Regions from separate parts of the Homo sapiens genome. Here region 2 is linked to region 1. The links are chromatin contacts, found by POLR2A ChIA-PET in ENCODE. All regions are on one chromosome and are shown on one strand. The core of a region is the stretch at or near the end of the contact, and the rest is flanking DNA. Distances in the headings are between cores, read along the strand shown.

Region 1 (4,417 bases), core at 570-3,069:
AGGCAGATGTTTCAGTGAGCCAAGATGGCACCACTCCGCTCCATCCTGGGTGACAGAGCTGAACTCCGTCTCAAAAAAAAAAAAAAAAGATAACTGCTGCTGCAGAGAATTAACCAATTTTTGATGGTAGATGAGCCCACTATTCTCCTTTCATCCCATCTTTCAGTTATGTCAGAATTTTTGATTATTTTAAAGAACAATTCAGCAAATGCCTATTGAATGCCAAATATGTGTTCTAAGCTTTTGGGCACATAGTAGTGATCAAAACGAAATCTGCTCTGGTGGGGAAACAAAGTTGTAGATGGTCATTGTGGAAATAAGTGAGCTGGAAAAGGAAGATAGAGGGTGGGGTTAACTTTTTATTTTTTTGCCTTTCCACAAAAATTTTAATGTTGGTATTAACTACTAATGTGAGGTGGTCAGGGAAGGTATCATGGATAAGGAAACATTTGAACACAGATGTAAAGGAAGTGAATGAGTGAGCCTCGTGGTTATCTGGGGGAAGAGCATTCAAGGCAGCGTGACTAGCCATAGCATGGTTGACCTGCTTGAGAAATAGCCTAGAAACTACTGGGGCTTTAGTGGAGTAGGTGAGGAGGAGAATGGTGGTCTCTGAGAACAGAGGTATGAAGGGTTCATGTTCTTCAGTTATATGAAATATTTACATTGCCTTTGATAACTTCTTAGCCATTTTTTACCTCTCTTCTCTTTTCTGGATTTCCTGTCAATCAGGTAACAGGATTCTATTGCCATCTCTACTTTGCCTGCTATTAGTTCCTATTTTTGTTGTTGATTAAAAAAAAATTCTTTTTACTATCAGTTTAGTGGGGATTGGAGGGAGATTTGAAATAAAGGTCTTGTATAACTTACCATGTTTTTAAAAAATGTGAACTTTTGCTTTTGATAATCATGACAGTTTTACCAGGAAAAAGTTATATTAGTGACATGGAAATGGGCTCTCCACATTTGGCGAATAGGTTCACTTTAGGAAGACTAAGTCTATTTTGACAGCTAGGTTCTTTAATAGAAAATACTTAATACTTTTATTAAGTGAAGAAAATCATGTGATATAAGATTTGTTACAGAACACCTACAAAACATACATTATCATGGGATTTTATTTTATTTTTTATGAAATCATGTTTAAAGAACTAAGTACAGTAGTCCTCCCTTATCCATGAGGGATACAGTCCAAGACCCCCAGTAGATGCTTAACAGCCACAACATGCATACCTATTATAAAGTTTAATTTATACATTGGGCAGAGTAAGACATTAATAGCAATAACTAATAAAAAAATTTATAACTATATTTAATAAAAATTGTGTGAATGTCATCTCTCAAAATATTGTACTCACCTTTCTTGTGATGACGGAAAATGATGATAAAATGGCGAAATGAGGTTAATGACATGGGCACTGTGTAGGCATTCATAAGCGGTTAAAGCTTGTGAGCTGTTTATTTCTAGAGTTTTTTCTTTAATATTTTTGGACCATGGTTGACCATAGGTAACTGAAACCGTAGACAGTAAATTGTGGTTAAGGGGAGACTACTGTATAGTGTTGGTTAAAACTCACCATTCTATTTTCTTGACTATCTTCCCGCCATTTCTCTGATGTATCCTTATCCTTATTCTCCACTTGAAATTTTACTTTTAAAGATCAACTCTTAAACTTCTTTCAGGTTTTTCCTTTAGAATTAATAGCTGTCCCTTCCGTTTTCCCATGGTATTTGGTACTTTGTTATTTGTAGCAGTTACCATGCTTTATTAGAACATTCTTATGTGAGGGACAAGTTCCTGAAAATCTGCATGGTAAATACGGGAAGTACGGTTGAGTAACATATGTAATAATCTTATGTAAAAGTAGTCATGGGAACTGAAGTTCTGAGTGAAAGCCCTCATAACTGTGCATTTAATTAAAAAAAAAAAAAGAGAGAGAGTGACCAAACTCAACAACTTAGATAGTCATTTAGATCCAGGCTTTGCTATCAGGTCTTAGGCAAGTCACTTCTGTAATCTTCAGTTCCCTATAGTTCTTAGTAAAGATAAAATGAAATAAAAATGTGGCACACAGTTCCCTACAGGCTCTACCTGATCTGGCCCTGACTACTTCTGATGTCATTGTGTGCCATTTCCCTTTCCTTCCACTTCCCTTCTTTTAGTTCTTTGCACCTGTTAGGCATATTCCTGTCACATAGTCTTTCCTATTTTTTCTCTCCCAGGAATACTCTTCCTCTAGAATTGTGTGGCTTGACTGACTAGTGGCTAGTTTCTTGTCATGATTCATGTCTTTAGCTTCTTAGAGAGGATCCTGTTGATGGTCAACCTTTACATTTGTTTTGTTTTCTTTCTTCCTTTTTTGTGATAAGATCTCATTATGTTGCCAGCGCGGGATTGCAGTTGGCTATTCACAGGTGCTATTAAAGCTTACTGCAGCCTTGAACTCCTGGCCTCAAGTGATCCTACTGCCTGTTTAATTTTCTTTTTTCTTTTTTCGAGACAAGGTCTCACTCAGTTTCGCAGGCTGGAGTGCAGTGGCTCAATGTCAGCTCACTGCAACCTCTGCCTCCTGGGCTCAAGCGATCCTCCCACCTCAGCCTCCTGAGTAGCTGGGACAGGCATGTACCACCACACCCAGCTAAGTTTTTGTAGAGACATGCTTTTGCCCTGTGGCCCAGGCTGGTCTGGAACTCCTGAGCTCAAGCCATCTGCCCACCTTGACCTCCCAAAGTTATGGGATTACAGGTGTGAGCCGCCACACCCGGCCTTTTTCTTTTTTGAGACAGAGTCTGGCTCTGTTGCTCAGACTGGAGTGCAGTGGCATGATCCCTGCTTACTGCAACCTCCACCTCCTAGGCTCAAACCATCCTCCCACCTCAGCCTCTCCAGTAGCTGGGACTACAGGTGCGTGCTACCACACCCAGCTAATTTTTTTAAAATTTTTTGTAGAGACAGGGTTTTGCCGTGTTGCCCAGGCTGGTCTTGAACTCCTGAGCTCAAGCGATCTGCCTGCCTCAGCCTCCCAAACTGCTGGAATTACAGGTGTGAGCCACTGCACGTGGCGTATTTTCTTAATAGCACGTGTTTCGCTCTAAAATTATCTTGGTTTTTTGGTCTCATTTGCATGTAATTTCCATGAGAGCAAAGACTTTCTATGTCCTGTTCGTGGCTGATGCCAGTGCCTAAAACAAGTGCCTAGCTCATTATAGGCTTTCAATAAATATTTATTGAATGAGAACCATAAATGAATAAGTGATAGCTAATGTATTGTCAGTGATACTGTATCTTCTAAAATATTAATAAGCTACTGTAAAATTAATTTCTCTTTCCTGATTGACTTTTCTTGGTTTTGTTCTCATTCCAGATGCTTGGGATGGAAGAAGTTTGAGTGACCTATCCTGTGTTTATCCTCCTTGCCGTAGCTGAGTTGATCTTTTTGAAACCCTCTTCCCAGACTCTTGGATTTATTTATTTTATTCCAGTGTGAATGCATGTTTTTTCCCTCATAGATGGCAGTTCTGGATTAGCAGTTTTAAGGTCTCAACTTTGTTTTTAGTTATCTTCCTTTAACAAGCTTCAATTTAAAATACTCCTTCTTTTCTCTCCCAATTATCTTTACTGATCCTTAGTTGTCTCTTTTTATTATCTCCAACAGAAGGAACTTGCTGTTTAGGTTTACTGAAACTAAAATTCTGAAGATTGCAAAAAAGTATATAGGTAAATGTGTGTAGATGAGACTTAACGTGTACAAGAATTCACATTAGGATTAAGGTTACTATTTTTATCTAGAATATGAAATTTGTTAGGAAAGGGTAGCACCTTACTATCTTTTTATCACCTTGATCAGTGACGTACAGTAAAAATTCAAACCATAAAAGGTTTGTTAAATAAAGTAGCTGACATCAGTATGCAGGATAATGAATTCTTGGTTTCCCCAAACCAGTATTCTAGAGTTGTTTAATATCTTGGTGTTTTTTGTTTCTTGTAACAAGAATTTTCACTTCACTGTCTGAATATACTGATCCAAGGAAAGCAAAAATGGCATTTAGTCAAAGATAACCTTGGAAATCCCTAAAGTTGCCCAAATATACATTATAAATATGCAGTCTCTGGAAGTCTAGCACTTCCCGTTTTCCCTCCACTATTGGAATAAATCATGTTTTCATTGTTAAATATCAGAGAAAGAGTAGGTTTGTGTATATGGCCTATAATATGGGAAAAATAAATGGCTCTAAATATTAGAATCTGACAGCATAGTAAGATGCTCACATTCTGAGAGACACTTGGGAAGTGAGACCCAGTGGAGAGCAGCAAAATTTAATCTCCTATTTTGTGTTGATTCTAGGCATATAATCAGTGAGCAGAAGGGCAAGCATAATCTCCTACATGGTTTAAATTATTTTTTTCTTGTCAAGT
Region 2 (4,417 bases), core at 1,360-3,859, 590 kb after region 1:
TTGCTTCCTTTTTCAAATGAATTACATAACTTTCCTCTACAAAATCACTGGCAGTGTGCGGTTATTCAAAATCAGTGACTGGTGTTTTACATTATCCAAAAACAAATGTATTTTCGGAACTCAGTGGCATGTCAGGGCAGCTCTGTTTCCTTAGGTCTGCATCACTCTCTCCGCTATTGGTATTTGGCATTTTTTGGAAGTGCCAAGCTAAAAGGCCAAAAGCTTTCTTTCTTTTTCTTTTTTCTCTTTCTTTCTTTTTTTTTTTTTTTTTTGAGATGGAGTCTCACACTGTTGACCAGGAAGGAGTGCAGTGGCATAATCTCGACTCACTGCAACCTCCGCCTCCCAGGTTCAAGTGATTCTCCTTTCTCAGCCTCTTGAGTAGCTGGGATTACAAGAGCGTGCCAGCACGCCTGGCTAATCTTTTGTATTTTTAGTAGATACGGGGTTTCACTGTGTTGGCCAGGGCTGGTCTCGAATGCCTGACCTCATGATCCACCCGCCTTGGCCTTCCAAAGTGCTGGGATTACAGGCGCGAGCCACCGAGCCTAGCCTTTTTTTATTTTTTCCTAAATGAGACAAGGTCTCACTCTGTTGCCCAGACTGGAGTGCAGTGGCATAATCACAGCTCACTGCAGCCTTGACCTCTCAGGCTCAAGCGATCCTCCTATCTCAGCCTCCCAAATAGTCAGGACAATAGGCATATGCCACCCCACCTGGCTAATTTTTTAGTTTTTTTTTTTTTTTTTTTTTTTTTTTTGTAGAGACAGGGTTTTACCGTGTTGCCCAGGCTGGTCTCAAACTTCTGGCCTCAAGGGATCCACCCACCTCAGCCTCCCAAAGTGCTGAGATTACTAGCATGAGCTACTGCGCCCTACCACAAAGCTTTATTTCAAAGCACAGCTGTTTAGTTCTAGCATGATCATTGCCTTTCCTACTTCATTTCATACATCAAAATATATTCTGGGTGGATCCAGAATTTAAGTATTAAAAAATCATAAAAATTGTTAAAAGAAAATGTGAGTGAATATGTATATGACTCTGGAATGGAAATGGGTTTTCTAAGCATTATATTGAAGCTCAGAAGCCAAAAGGAAAGTGTGGATAAATTTGGCTACACAAAATCAATGCAATCTTCTGTATATTAACTGTTGCCCCTAGGAAAGAACCCCATAAAACGTAGTCAAAGTTGAACAGTACACTAGGATACAATGTCTACAAAACCAGAACAAAGAGGGAATAGACATTAAGCTGAAAGAACTCTCACAGATTAATAAAAATCAGCTAACACTCCAATAGGAAAATATGGAGAAAAAAGTTAATAGTAAAGAAATTTAAGAGGCCAAGGTGGGAGGATTGCTTGAAGCCAAGAGTTCTAGACCATCCTGGGTAACATAGCAAGACCTCACCTTTACACGTTTTTTTTTTTTTTTTTTTTTTTTTAATTAGCTGGGTGGGGTGGCATCCACCTGTAGTCCCAGGTACTCAGGAGGCTGAGGAGGAAGGATGGCTTGAGCCCAGGAGGGCAAGGCTGCAGTGAGCCGTGATCTTGCCATTGCACTCCAGCCTGAGTGGCAAGGTGAGACCCTGTCTCTAAAAAAGAAAAAAATAAGAAATGCAAATGGTCCCCCAAACTATGAAAAAATGCTCAAGCTTACTACTAATCAAAGAAACAGATTAAAACTACAGTAAGATGTCATTATTTAATTTATTGATTGTGGAAAGACAAAAGTACCAGATGATACCAGATGATGACAAGGGGTAAACAGGTACTTTATTTTATTTATTTCTTAAACATTATCTTTTTTTTTTTTTTTTTTGAGAGAGCCTGTCACCCAGGTTGGAGTGCAGGGATACAATCTCAGCTTACTGCAGCCTTGACCTCCTGGGCTCAAGTGATCTTCCCGCCTCAGCCCCCCAAGTAGCTGGGATTACAGTTGCATACCACCACTCCCACCTCTGCCTCCCAAAGTGCTAGGATTACAGGTGTGAGCCACCATGCCCACCCAACAGGTACTTTTGTATTAAGTGGATAAAACCTTTTGAGAAGTATCAAACACTTTTAAAGCTGTGACCCAGAAATTATACTTCTAATAATTCTATAAAAATAGCTGCACAAATATATATACACATGTATTTTATAAAATTTAAATGTTGACACAGCTTTCAATATATGTGTGTATTTTAATACAGCTATTTTTGTAATTAGAAATGCATTGTAAATAACTACTTTTTGTTAAAAACACGATTATTTAAATATACTGTAACTCAAGCATAACTGAAGAGGTAATCTGTGGCCTTTAAAAACAAGGTAGTTTTAGTGTGTTGTCCAGGGTGTTGAAAAAAATGAAAAAAGAAAAAAAAGAAAAATGTAGCTTTCAATGTACTACCATGGAATGACTTTCAGTATATTGTCAAGAGAAAAAGTTTCAAAAAAGCAGGTAAAATATTGAGTTTTTGTAAAATAATAATATGTTGACTGCTGTTGACATGCTTTTTTCTGTAAGTTTCTTCACAAGGAGAGCATGAGTCACTAGGGTACTGAATGAAATGTGTCTTAGAATTCAGTGATCCTTCCTCCTTCGGAGCTGGGCAGTCTCATCCATCCAACCACTTTATCACACACTCCACAAACAGTTACGTGTTCCCCAGGCAATGAGTGTGAGGCTAAGCAAACTGACCTTGAAGCTGGATTCCCTGAGCATGAATTCATCAGTGTTACTCTGGGCAAGTTACTTTTTCCAGTTAGGATCCACTTTATCTATCTTTATGGTTGAAGAAACAGGCACAGGGAAGAGAAAGGTTATATCCAAGGGAGTTCCCCAGCCAGGAAGTAGCCCAGCCTGATCTAGAATTGTACTAGGAGTTGGCCAGCCTGACTAGGAATTATTTTACTTGCAGTGTGGGCAGCTGGACTGGAGTGGAGAAGTAGGTAGGCCTGGCGCTTCTCTGCCAGGGTATAAATTCTGGCTCTGCCACCTACCAGTTGTTATAACTTTGAATAAGTTACTCAGTGTCTCTCTGCCTTATAGGATTTGTTGTGAGAACTAAATGTTAGGTGCTTGGAACAGCATTTGGCACATACTTAGACTCAGTATATCTTAGTTGTTGTTATTTGTAAGATATTAGGGATTAAAAAGTGAACAAGGAAGCATAATCCTTGTACTGGAGGAACTGACAACATAGCCAAGTATAGAGTGTGGGAAATAGTATGATGAGGAAGCATTTCAGGATGGTATGACAGCTAGGAAGAGGGGCTGGGCATGGTGGCTCAGGCCTGCAATCCTAGCACTTTGGGAGGTGGAGGCGAGTGGATCACTTGAGCTCAGGAGTTCGAGAGCAGCCTGGGCAACATGGTGAAAGCCCATCTCTACAAATAAAAAAATTAACTGGGTATGGTGGCACACATCTGTACTTCCAGCTATTTGGGGGGCTGAGGCAGGAGGATGCTTGAGCCCAAGAGGTGGAGGTCACTGTGAGGTGAGCTGAGATCACGCCATTGCATTCCAGCTGGGTGGCAGTGTGACGCGCTCTTTAAAAAAAAAAAAAAAAAACTAGGAAGAGGTGCGTTCAACCCAGGGAAGGGTCATGGGAGGCTGCCTAGAGGAAGTCGCAGGCAAGCTGAGGAGGCAGAGAGAGCAGCCTGAATCAAAGTCCAGAGATGATAAAGAGCCTGGTTATTTTCAGAAGCCAAAAGGAAGGCAAGAGAAATACCTGAGCACACATTGAGACAAGGCCAGGCATTGTGACTCGAGGCTCAGGCCACTGTGTTGGACCTTCAGCTCAGTGGTTCCTGCTTCTCCTGTTGTTTGTCTGGCTGATCTCTGCTCACCCATCAAGTATTAGCCTAAATGCCACTTCCTCCAGGATGTCTTCCCGGAACCCAAGCTTCCCACAGTTTATGTCTTCTTGCTGCAGGAACCATTGGTACTTTTAGTGCTTTTTGCACTTTATTGTTAATGCTAGATTGTTGCTCTTCCCCTCTATGAATGCCTATACAAGTGTATTTCATAGCATTTATTTACTAACACATAACCATTAGTATGCTCAGGTCATAAGTGGGATAACAGAGGCAGAGGGAGAATCTAGGAGTTTCAGGGACAGGATTTTCCATAACCATTCTAACATGGGCTCTAGTCCACAACCAGGCCAGACTCCAGCTGCTGTTCCAGAGCCCCCTGGGCAGGGCTATCGCAGGAAACACTGCTCAAAGACAAAGCTCATCTCTGATGAGCTGGAATTATATTATATGACAGCCGGAAGGTACTGAGAACTAAATCAGTCTGTTCAACCTCCCACCTGTGCAGTTTTACCCTGTGCCTCCCTGGCAGGGAGAGAAGAGAAGAGGCCCATGACTGGCTCCTACAGGTATGCCCTCTTCCTCCTCACCTTCTCCTCTGCTCCCCACCTAGAAAGG

Evidence for each region. ChIA-PET counts read pairs that join two places held with the same protein, here RNA polymerase II (POLR2A).
Region 2: POLR2A ChIA-PET joins it to region 1 with 19 read pairs in activated naive CD4-positive, alpha-beta T cell. The contact joins two enhancer-like sites. POLR2A ChIA-PET finds 5 or more read pairs at or near these places in 3 of 52 experiments (OCI-LY7, activated CD4-positive, alpha-beta T cell and activated naive CD4-positive, alpha-beta T cell).

Annotation. Positions count from the first base shown.
Region 1 is chr15:59,000,637-59,005,053 of GRCh38, forward strand. The region is part of intron 1 of RNF111 (ring finger protein 111); the gene reads left to right. Among named protein-coding and RNA genes, the nearest start is that of RNF111, 15 kb to the left of the region's middle. Within about 2 kb of position 1,820, at least 2 of the 41 ENCODE cell types and tissues checked have a DNase peak (open chromatin) inside an H3K27ac peak, as active enhancers do.
Region 2 is chr15:59,591,987-59,596,403 of GRCh38, forward strand. No RefSeq gene overlaps it. Among named protein-coding and RNA genes, the nearest start is that of GCNT3, 18 kb to the right of the region's middle. Within about 2 kb of position 2,610, at least 5 of the 41 ENCODE cell types and tissues checked have a DNase peak (open chromatin) inside an H3K27ac peak, as active enhancers do.